Regions from separate parts of the Homo sapiens genome. Here region 2 is linked to region 1. Evidence: chromatin contacts called from ENCODE Hi-C or POLR2A ChIA-PET data. All regions are on one chromosome and are shown on one strand. The core of a region is the stretch at or near the end of the contact, and the rest is flanking DNA. Distances in the headings are between cores, read along the strand shown.

Region 1 (5,758 bases), core at 1,020-3,519:
CTCGCTCTATCCCCTATAAGTGTGACCTTGAGAAAGTTACCTTTGTCTGAATTACTCCAATGGAAAAGGTGGGAAGAACAGTAATACTTTGTAGTTGGGTTATTGTGAGGGTTGAATGCATTAATCAATGTGAAAGCTTCTGCTAGTTAAGGGAACAATTCTGAATTCTGAAATGCTGCCAGTTACTGGCTGTTCAACCCTTTATACATTGTTTTACCTCATCCATAAAATCAGAGGAAGAATACTATTCTTGGGTTTTGTGGGCATTGCATAAGATACTATATCTAAAGCCCAGAACCCTATTACCCTACTGGTGCACAGTGCATGATGCGTGCTTAATAAATGCTGGCTGTTAACTTTTTTTTTTTTTTTTTTTTTTTTTTTTTGAGACAGAGTCTCACTCTCTCACCCAGGCTGAAGTGCAATGGTGTGATCTTGGCTCACTGCAATCTCTGCCTCCCAGGTTCAAGCGATTCTCCTGCCTCAGCCTCCCGAATAGCTGGGATTACAGCCGTGCACCACCACACCGAGTGAACTTTTGTATTTTTAGTAGAGATGGGGTTTCTCCATGTTGGCCAGGCTGGTCTCAAACTCCTGACCTCAGGTGATCCACCCACCTCGACCTCCCAAAGTGCTGGGATTACAGGTGTGAGCCACCGTGCCCAACCAGCTGTTAACTCTTATTTGTTTTCTTCATTCTTGCTCACACAAACACCTGCTGACTGGAGGGATTCGCAGGACAGATTCCTGGAACAGGGTCTGTTGGAGAACATTTTCGATCACCTGTACTTTGCTCTATGTATTTAGGCTCCAAGAGGCAAGACCAACACAACTGAGTAAGATAAAGCTCAAAGTGAGCCTACAGTTGCAAAATTCTTTATGATTGGGTCTCAGCTACAATATTATTTGGAGTAAAAGTTTCTCCTCAATAACTATTAATATTTCCAGGAGCCCAAGGGATAAAGGAGGGAAAAACGGTCTCATTTGGAAGAGCAGGCAATAATATGAGAGGCATATTTTAAAGAAGAAATTTTTTTTCATTGTTACTTTAGAACTCATATCTTTTTTTTTTCCTGAATGAGTAAAAGTTTGCTGGACTACCATAGTTTTCTTCCTCTTTTTATTATAACCTATGTTTAGTAACCACACTTAGATGTTTCAGTACAGAAGTAAAATTGATTTGGTTACACAGAAGTGAAGCTGCCTGGTGTCTTGTATTCCAACCTTGCAATTAATTGTGTCTGTATAAGACAGACTTGATACCCATAGATTTTTTGACCAGTTGCTGCTGTATACTTAGAAATACAATCATTCCTAGTAGTAGACAAAGAGTTTTGGCCCCATCTAGTCCCAGGATTTTATATGACAAAGCAGTAAGTGAACTGCAAAAATCAATTTATTTCCAATTTCCTCTTTGTGTTTATGGTCCGTCCCAAGAATGCCTTCTACCTGGCTGATGATTGTTCTGGTATTTGATAAAAAATTGCATTATAAGATAAAGATCTAGAAATCATTCTCTTAAGCTTTGTCCACTTGTAGAAATTGAGGAGACAATGAAAAATCCTGGAAAACTATCACTAGAAAGTGCTCTTATTGTAAGGATTTATATGCACATTGTTTTTATAGGTTGGTATTTTAATCACATTTATAAGCTCCATCTGATGTAGAAGAACATTGTTATTGACTGATTTTGTTTCCCAGATGCATTTAAATTCCTACTCTGTGCTAACAAAGATGTTCTGCATTCAGGACCACAGAGCAGTGCTGGAAATTTATGACCAGAACAATGAAGATGCAAATATGTAGTATGTGTTTTCATCACGGCATCTTTGGTGGTACAAGCAGTCATTTAAGGGAGAAAGGTACGTTCTAAAGCTGTTTATAATGCCTAAGCAGTGACATTCGGATTTCTTGGATATTTGTTTTCTAGGTTACTGAAAAGGTGTCACGATCTGAAGGTGAATGAGAGGAGAAAAATGATGCAGCTGAAGCCCTGATCTCCAGTCAAGTTGTTCTTGGCTGGGAGCATGCTGAGAATCACCGAGGTCTCCCAGAAAGATGACAAGTTGTTCAAGCCTGAAGGAGAGAAACAAAGAACTCTGCCTCCTCCTTCCCTCCTTGCGTGGCTTTCGTCCTCAGCTTCCACCCTGACCCTGGCTCCCCTTGCCTCCCCAGGAGGGAGAGATCAGGCACTTACCCTGGGACTGACTGTGGAGGACGTTTCAGGACCTACTTCTCACGCTCAGCAAATGGGTAATGCAATTCAATCCATCCCGCCCAATGCCTGACTTGCCCAAGCTGCTGAGTGTGCCCAGGCAGAAGACAGTATCTTCTTTCCATTTCCCACTGTAAACATTCTTCACGTGGCCTTTTCCCCTCAATTCACCACAAATATTGGATAGCGATAAACTGGGACAAATGAAAAGAAGCTTTCTGGCTGTCTCGGATCTGAAGTTACAGGCACAGGATGGGTCAAAAGGGTCACTCGAAGAGTTGGTACAAAACAGAGGAGGCGGCAAACAAGCACTGGCAGCTTGATGGCTCAGAAAATGACCCAGCTGCCTCCCCGGGCGTGGGGCACCTTCTGGTGCTGTATCACAGTGCATGCCATTCAGGCACCGCAACACCACTGGGCCCAGGAGCCAAAGCCCACTCCCGCTCCTTCCCAGGTACAAAGATAAACACAACACTCAGGAAAAAAGTGATCATTGATGCAATGGGACTTTGAGGGAAGGCCGCCAAGGAGAATAACAGTTTTTCTGATGAAATATTGATCTCTGGGTCACATTGCTCAGCAATTACCCATTGCCGGTTACTCAGTACATTGCTGACATAGTACAATCAAAAAGTGTAAGCAAGAAATTCTAATAATTGTAAGCAAGAAATTCTAATAATTGTAATACATTGGTCATTTCTTATGAGCCAGGAACTCTGATGGGTGCTTTCAATGCAATCCCAATCACCTCCCTGCCATTTTGCAGAGGTGCCGAGAGGATACCCCTGAGTGAAGGTTTCACCACTCACATACGGAACAGCTGGAACACAAACCCTCATCTGATGGCAAACTCATGCTCTTTGCTCCAGCCTCCCAAAAAAAGAGAATTCTCTCACCCTCACAGGCCAAAACAATTGTTTAATTGTTTAATCCACGGTGAGAGCATGTACAACCAGAGAAGGTGAGAGGATGACTATGATTGATTATGAGGTGGTCTGATTATGCTTAGCAGCCAGATAGTATGTAAATTACAGCATGACTAGTTAACCTATGAAACATTCAACTTTTTTCCTGCATGAAGTTTTCTGGTGAATTTGAAAAAGTCCCCTAAGAGAGGAGTCTCATGGAGGAGGGAAGAAGCTTTGGATTCAGGTCCACTGACAACTTTGTCAACTACTGGCCTAAGATCTTGGGCAGAGATTGGGTGAAGTGGGAATTAAGTAAAGGAAGGAGACCTCACAGAGTGACTGGTACTTGGGGAACCATCAAGCTGAGCTGTCCAAGGGTCCTGATTCCCCCTCTAGGAAACATTTCTATTCCTCCTGCTTGCACCTTTAGTGCCTGCAAGAATGGATCCCTTCTCCGGTTTCTCTGGTGCTGGAAGATCCTGGATATACCCCAACCCCAGTTCACTATAGTCAGATGGACAGGAATCCTCCAAGACCAGCTGGTCTGCAGATGCCAATTTATCTCTAAGCCCAGCAAAGGGCTGGCGCAGTGAACAGGCTATGATTTGCAAAAGAGTAGCTGGGCCTGGGAATGGAAGCACACAGTATAGGGACAAAGGATGTGTGTGTGTGTATGAGTGTGCATATGGTGTGTGTGTGTATGAGTGTGCATATGCCTGTGAGTGTGTGAAAGTCTATGTGTATGTGGGTAAGAATGTGAGTTTAAGAGTGTGTAAGTATGTAAGAATGTGTATGTGTATGTATGTGATTGTATGTGAGATATGTCATCAGTGGAGTATGGGGAGGCTCTTGGCTTTGGGGGAGGCTCTTGGCTTTGAGCAAGGCTGGTATCAGAGGAATCTTATGGGTAGGGATTTGCTCCATTAAACTGCTGCTTATTGTTAATTGGTTATAAGAAAGATTCGAGGCCGGGCGTGGTGGCTCATGCTTGTAATCCCAGCACTTCGGGAGGCCAAGGCGGGCGGATCACTTGAGGCCAGGAGTTCAAGATCAGCTTGGCCAACATGGTGAAACCTTGTCTCTACTGAAAATACAAAAAGTTAGCCAGGCATGGTGGCGGGCGCCTGTAACTCCAGCTATTCAGTAGGCTTAGGCAGGAAAATCGCTTGAACCTGAGAGGCGGAGGTTGCAGTGAGCTGTGATTGCGCCATTGCACTCCAGCCTGGGCAACAAGAATGAAACTCTTTCCAAAAAAAAAAAAAAAAAAGAAAGAAAAGAAAAGAAAGAAAGAAAGAATGATTCTATCCTTGACCAAGTTATAGCCAGGGTCCTCTGAGCCCTCTTCTTACCTAGGCCTCAACCTTGACCTATAAAGACTTGAAGAAACACACAGTTTCTAACAGCTCAAGGCTGAATTCCTAAGATGACCCCAGCCTCCCTTAAGGTACCTGTCTGAGAAAATTCAAGGCTGCCAAAAGAATTCGATGTTGTTCCATTGAATACCTGAAGAAAGGGACTCTATCTGCCAGTCTCTGTGAGAGGGTAGGGGTCTAACTTCAATAAGCACAAGTTAGCACACCCAGATGGATTTCATACAGACTGATTTTCCCCTTCCTGATTTTTGGAATTTTTTCACTTCTGTAACTCTGAGCCCCTGCTCAACCCCTTTCCTATTCCCTCATTCCCCTTGTAAAGTGCCCAGTCACCTCTGTACAAATCGAAGTTGAGTTCAGTTCATGATGTACTCTTTTCCCTGTTGCAATTGTATACTGATTAAAATCTGTCCTTTTTACACATTAAAATCTTTCCTTACCACTTTAATTAGTGTCCAGCTAGTTAGTGACAGTTGCTAGCCCTGCCACTGACCCAGGGAGAGCAGGGCAATCTCTGGGCAATGAGCTGACCCTTCAGCAGGCCAAGGTTACCTTGAAGGATAAGTGAGGGAGCACATCACCAAGGATACAAATTCCTCCACCTAAGCCAGCACATCTCTCATATACTAAACAAATCTCACCATTTGTATTGTGAACCTGACTCTATGAGCTGTGTGGAGGGCAGAAAGGAGGAGGGCTCTGTGCTTTTATTCCAACACACTGTTACATAGAATCCCCTTTCCCATTCTTTGTTGTTAGACTTGCATGCCCAACCACACAAATATTCACACCAAAAGCTAATGCATAGTGACATTTACCTCTTTTTAAATAATAATTTAAGTCTAAACATGCTGTTTCATTCTTTGAACCACAAAAAAATGTATCAGACATGCCATTATTCCATCAGATAGTAGGAATTGGGCCAGACAGAGCAATGGGGACCAACATGGCATTGGAGTTAACAGGATAGACTTCAAAGTCAGATGAACTTGAGTTTCAGTGGTGGCATTTCACTAGTTGTGTGATCATGGACCTATTACCTAACTGTAGTGAATACTGTGGTGCTCTACCCAGAATATTCTCTCAAAGACTATGCATCCTTCTCCCAGCTGCAGGGAATATCAGCTGTTGATAGATTACCCTAGGAATTGCTCTTGGCCACAGGGAACTAACTGCCTTACTGAAAGCTATGTCCCCTTCTGGGGATGTCCCATGGCAAGTGAATGGCTGGGGCCCCCTTGCTTCAATTTTGGACAACCCTG
Region 2 (5,254 bases), core at 1,901-4,400, 43 kb after region 1:
AGAGGGTTGGGATGGAATGAGGTTGACAACATGATTTTTAAAAAGTGTCTTGAAATATCATTTGGCAGTGATTAGTCTGATAGAATATAGAAGAGGGAGATGAGTGTGGGGTGCCAGTTAGGAGATTATTTCAATAGTGTAGGTGAAAGGACATAGGGGACTATGGTAAGGATTTTAATAAGAATAAAGGAAGAATTGAATGTGAGAACTGATGGACTCTAGAAATGGAATCAGTCTGAGAGAGTTGGGCCTTCTTCCAAGTGCATGGATATTTTCCTTTCTTAGATTGATTCCATTTCCAGAGCCCATGCAGCAGTCTCCAGCAGTCTCAGGAACAGAGAAAGATGAGTCATAAGGTGCCCTTAAGTGGTTCATCTGTGTTAATCTAGACCACTGGTTCTCATCTGGAGGTGATTTTCCTCCTAGAGGACATTGGCAATGTCTACAGGCAATTTTTTTTGTCACAACTCAGAGGTGAGTGGTGTGGTGTAGGGATGGATACACAGGTATCTAGAGGCCAGGAATACAGTTCAACATCCTACAATGCATAGGGTGGCTCCCTAGAACAAAGAATTGCCCATCCCCAAATGTCAACAGTGCTGAGATTGAGAAACCCTGCTCTAGGCTGCACTGAGAAACTGCAAATCCGAGGCCCTCGGGACAAGCCAGGCATGGTGAAGGCATGTGTTTGATTTGTTTCATGGCATTGTTGGTGTTTTTAATTTAAAGCAACACTTAAAATCAGGAGAGGTCATATCAGAATGATGCAAATGTCAGGTTTCTCTTGGAAGATCTGCCAACCCTGTGCCCATATGGCACCAAGGCTACACTGGACTATAACTGACCCCATATTCCTTGGTTTGCCAGTCTATGCCATTTGCTGCCCAATTACTGAGAGCAATCTTCAGCTGCCATTTATCTTTGTTCTTATCTTTCTCAAGGTGGAAAAATACAGTCAATCTCTATTATTTGTGTATTCTGTATTTGCAAATTTGCAAACTTGCTAAAATTTATTTGTAATTTCCAAATCAATACTCACAGCACTTTCATGGTCATTCACAGAATGGCTAAAAAATGAGTTGTCCAATGTGTAACTTCATAGCTGAGGTTGATCAGGGTAATGCTCCTTGTTTCAGCTCTAATTCAATAAACAAGTGTACTTTTCATGGTATATTCAGTGTCATGTTTTTCATTTTGGTGCTTTTTGGTGGTGCATTTGCTGTTTAAATGGCCCCAAACACAATCCTTAAATGCTGTCTAGCATTCCTAAGCACAAGAAGGCTGCAATGCTTGGGGAGAAAATACATTCATTAGATAAGCATCGTTCAAGCATGAGTTATAGTGCGATGGCTGTGAGTTCAATGGTAATGAATGAACAATATATATTAAACAAGGTATCTTTAAACAGAAACATACATAAAACAAGTTTATGCATTGATTGGTTGACAAAAATTTTGTGACCAGAGGCTCACAGGAACCTAACCCTCTATTTCCCCTAGGAGCAATATTCAGTATTCATTAATTCAGTGTACTTGGTGACTTAATAGAACATAACTACAGGTTGAGTATTCATTATCTAAAATGCCTGGGACTGACTGGAAGTGTTTCAGATTTTTTTTTTTTTTTGGATTTTGGAATATTTGCATTATAATGGTTCAGCATCTCTAATCTGAAAATCTGAACTCTGAAATGCTTCAATGAGCATTATCTCTGAGTGTCATATTGGTGCTCACAAAGTTCCAGATTTTGTAGCATTTTGGATTAAGAATACTCAACCTGCACTGGGAATAACAGGGATTGACTGCATGTCTTTTACAGAAGTGGATAAACCAAAGATAGACTGAGGGCCACATATTATTAGAAAAATGGCACAGTGTATTTGTTTCTGAAGGTAAAAACTATTCCTGTTATTCCTGTGGACCAAATATGCACATCTTGCTTGTATCATCTGGCCCCTGTAGGCATTTGACTCACATTCCTAGACGTTTTCTTTCTTTCTTTCTTTTTTTGGTGGAGATGGGAAGCATCCAGAACCAAAATAGAAAATGATGAGTCAGAGATTCAGAGACTGGGGACTACCATATAAGATAATGTAAATGATCCTGGAAAAAGGAATACATTTACATTTCGGGGTTTTGGTGGACTGATGGGGACGACAAAATAAGAATCCTGTCACCTAAGAAAGTGGAGGCGGCCAGGCACAGGGCTCACATCTGTAATCCTAGCACTTTGAGGCCAGGGTGGGCGGATCACCTGAGGTCAGGAGTTCAAAACCAGCCCGGACAACATGGCAAAACCCTATCTCTACTAAAAATACAAAATTAGCCAGGCATGGTGGCACATGCCTGTAATCCCAGCTACTCTGGAGGCTGAGGCAGGGGAATTGCTTGAACCCGGGAGGTGGAGGTTGTGCTGAGCCGAGACTGCGCCATTGTATTCCAGCCTGGGCAACAAGAGTGAAACTCCGTCTAAAAAAAAAAAGAAAAAAAAAAAAAAAAGACAAGACAAAAGAAAAGAAAAGAAAGTGGAGACAAATAGACTTCACTTGAAATGCCAACTCTGATACCTGGGTACCAGTTGCTCAGTGTGCTGTGATAAAAATTCTGAGCTGCAGCTGGGTATGGTGGTTTACACCTGTAATCCCACCACTTTGGGAGGCCAAGGTGGTAGGATGATCGCTTGAGCTCAGGAGTTCAGGGCCAGCCTGGGCAACACAGTGAGACTTTGTCTCTACTAAAAATAAAAAAAAAATTAACCAGGCGTGGTGGTGTTTGCCTGTAGTCCCAGCTACTCAGGAGGCTGAGGTGGGAGGATTGCTTGAGAGTGGGAGGTCAAGGCTGCAGTGAGCTGCAGTCACACCACTGCACTCCAGCCTGGGTGACAGAGTGAGCCCTGTCTCAAAAAATAAATAAATGAATAATTTTTAAAAAAGAATTCTGAGCTGTATTTGGGTCACACCTGGAGTCAGTGGGAAAAGTGCCATGACTGACAGTGCTGTTTGCCATGGGCCCAGAAGAGAGGGGTGGTGAGGTGCTACGCATTTGCCAATCCCGGACTCAGCAGCGTGAGGGAGCAGCATGAAGGAGCAGCACAAGGGAAGTAGAAGGCAGGGAAAGGAAACTTTCCTTTCTTCCTTCCTTCCCGGTGTTCTCTGGGCTGCCCATGCTGTGTGCAGCAAAAAGGCACACGTGGCAGGACTGGGCCACCTGGGCTTCAGGGAAATCTGCCAGAGCCTTCAGGAGGTTCCAGGAATAGCCTCAGTTCTTTCTGGAACATTCCAGGAAATGTATTTCTTTTTTTTCATAGGGAAACTTAACTCTCTCTCCTGAAATTGTAGTCTTAATACTTTATCTTATTATTTTACTACATTAAAAAAAACACTGAAGGAAAGGAAAGCAATTATGCTTCTATGAAAATCCAGCCATCCAACGAGAATTCCTAAACCTCTGAAATGTGAACTATCCTTTAAAGTAGCCTACTTTCTTGCATAGAATCAGTTATGGATTAACAGACTGCATCCAGGTATCTAAATATAAATTTTTAAAATAAGACAGCTTACACAATACATACGAGGAATTCAATTTTAGTGGATAAGGTTTTTAAAAAGAGACTTACCAATAAAAAACAAGTTTTTTTCTATTGAGAAAATGGAAAGGAAAAAGAATAATCACTCCTGGAAACTTTCTAAAATTCATGTTTAATATGAAATCACAATTACTTTCTTGAGGTTATTGAGTTTCAATTTATTACTTTTTTTTTTTTTACTTAGAGACTATTTGAATAGCTCTTACTTTCATTTAAGAAAGAATTGTTCTCTTTTGAAAATCTATTTGCATTCGTACTGTTTGCACTTAAGAACCTCTCTCCCTAAATTGCTTTATAATATTTCTAAGTGAAGCTCTGAAATATGCACAATATCTGACAATGATTTGATAGAGAGCAATGTACCGTGTAGGAGATGATTTGCACTGAGAAAAAAATTACAAGAGAAAGCAGAAGTGATAAACTGTTTCTGATTAGTACCTCTGGCTCTCAAGACAAAACCACAAGGAAAAGGCAGCTTATTTCAGAATTAATGTTTTATTTATTTTTTTTTTGGCAACTCAATGGAAAAGTGGGTAAATGACTTAGCAGACACCACATCAAAGATGATATTCAAATGACCAGAAAATATAAACACATGCTTAATACCATTAGTTATCACAACACTGTGATACCACTGTACACCCACCAGGATAGCTAAAATGAAAAGACAAATAATAGCAAGTGCTGGTGAGAATGAGGAGTACTACTGGGAGAGATGTACCATGGCACCACCATCATCTGGTAACTTTTGCAGGATATACTAACAGAGCATTTGTGTACCTGAGCACCCAGTGATTGCCCTCCTAGGGATACAACCAACAGAAATGCTTACATTTATGCACCAAAAGACAGGTGCTATAATGTTTATAGCTGCACTACTCTTAGTAGCTCAAACCTGGAAACTATCAAAAGGCTCACCAATGACAGAATGGATAAATTGTGAAACATTCATAAAAATGGAATACCATACAACAGTCAGAATGATCTAAAGCTATATGCAACAATATAAGTGGATCCAAAAAACATATCTTTGAGCAAGAGAAGCCATGCATAAGAGTGCATACTGTATGATGACATTTATATGAAATAGAAACATAGGCAAAGTTACCATGCTGCTAGAAGGTTATCCTTGCCAAGAGTGTGGTGTGGGCGCTCTGGACTGGAAGGGAGCATGCAGGGGGCTTCTGGAGGCTGATGATATCCTGATATTCTGTTCTTCTGATTTATTGCTAATTACACAGGTGTGATCAGTTTGTGGAAATTCATTGAAATGTACATTCATGATTTCTTCACTAAAAATTTCTGTAACATATCTTTTTTGTTGTTTTTTGCAGCTGCAGGCTTACATCATTTTAGAGATAATTTTAGAAAACTTGCAATTTGGCAGTTCCTCCCATAGGATATACAGCCAAAGAACTGACAACAAGCAGTGGTATGCTGGGGCTGGCTTGTACTGACTTCCAAACATCAAGGTCAGCAACCTCAGGTAGGTAGCCTGAAGGCAGCCATGGAAAATGCTACAAATCAGAGCTTTCCACGTTTGCCAGCACACCACTGAATAGCAACAGAGACAAAAACAAAACAATCACTGAATAATAGTAATGATCATAACAACGAAACCAAACATCTGCATTTAAAACTCTAATAGCTGGGTGCGGTGGCTCACGTC

What was found. A loop is a pair of places that touch in the nucleus more often than their neighbours do. ChIA-PET counts read pairs that join two places held with the same protein, here RNA polymerase II (POLR2A). Pooled maps may share reads with other maps.
Region 2: a loop to region 1 is called in a map of sigmoid colon, with 2.2 times the contacts of the local background. The contact joins two enhancer-like sites. A Hi-C loop is called at or near these places in 2 of 168 maps with a recorded cell type or tissue (head of caudate nucleus and sigmoid colon), 1 of 37 single-sample maps with no recorded cell type and 3 of 50 pooled maps. POLR2A ChIA-PET finds 5 or more read pairs at or near these places in 4 of 52 experiments (OCI-LY7, PC-3, Panc1 and 1 more).

The regions. Positions count from the first base shown.
Region 1 is chr14:51,026,776-51,032,533 of GRCh38, forward strand. The region is part of intron 1 of TRIM9 (tripartite motif containing 9); the gene reads right to left. Among named protein-coding and RNA genes, the nearest start is that of TRIM9, 65 kb to the right of the region's middle. RefSeq lists an enhancer at 1,616-2,815. Within about 2 kb of position 2,270, at least 2 of the 41 ENCODE cell types and tissues checked have a DNase peak (open chromatin) inside an H3K27ac peak, as active enhancers do.
Region 2 is chr14:51,068,906-51,074,159 of GRCh38, forward strand. All of the region lies in intron 1 of TRIM9 (tripartite motif containing 9), which reads right to left. Among named protein-coding and RNA genes, the nearest start is that of TRIM9, 24 kb to the right of the region's middle. Within about 2 kb of position 3,151, at least 3 of the 41 ENCODE cell types and tissues checked have a DNase peak (open chromatin) inside an H3K27ac peak, as active enhancers do.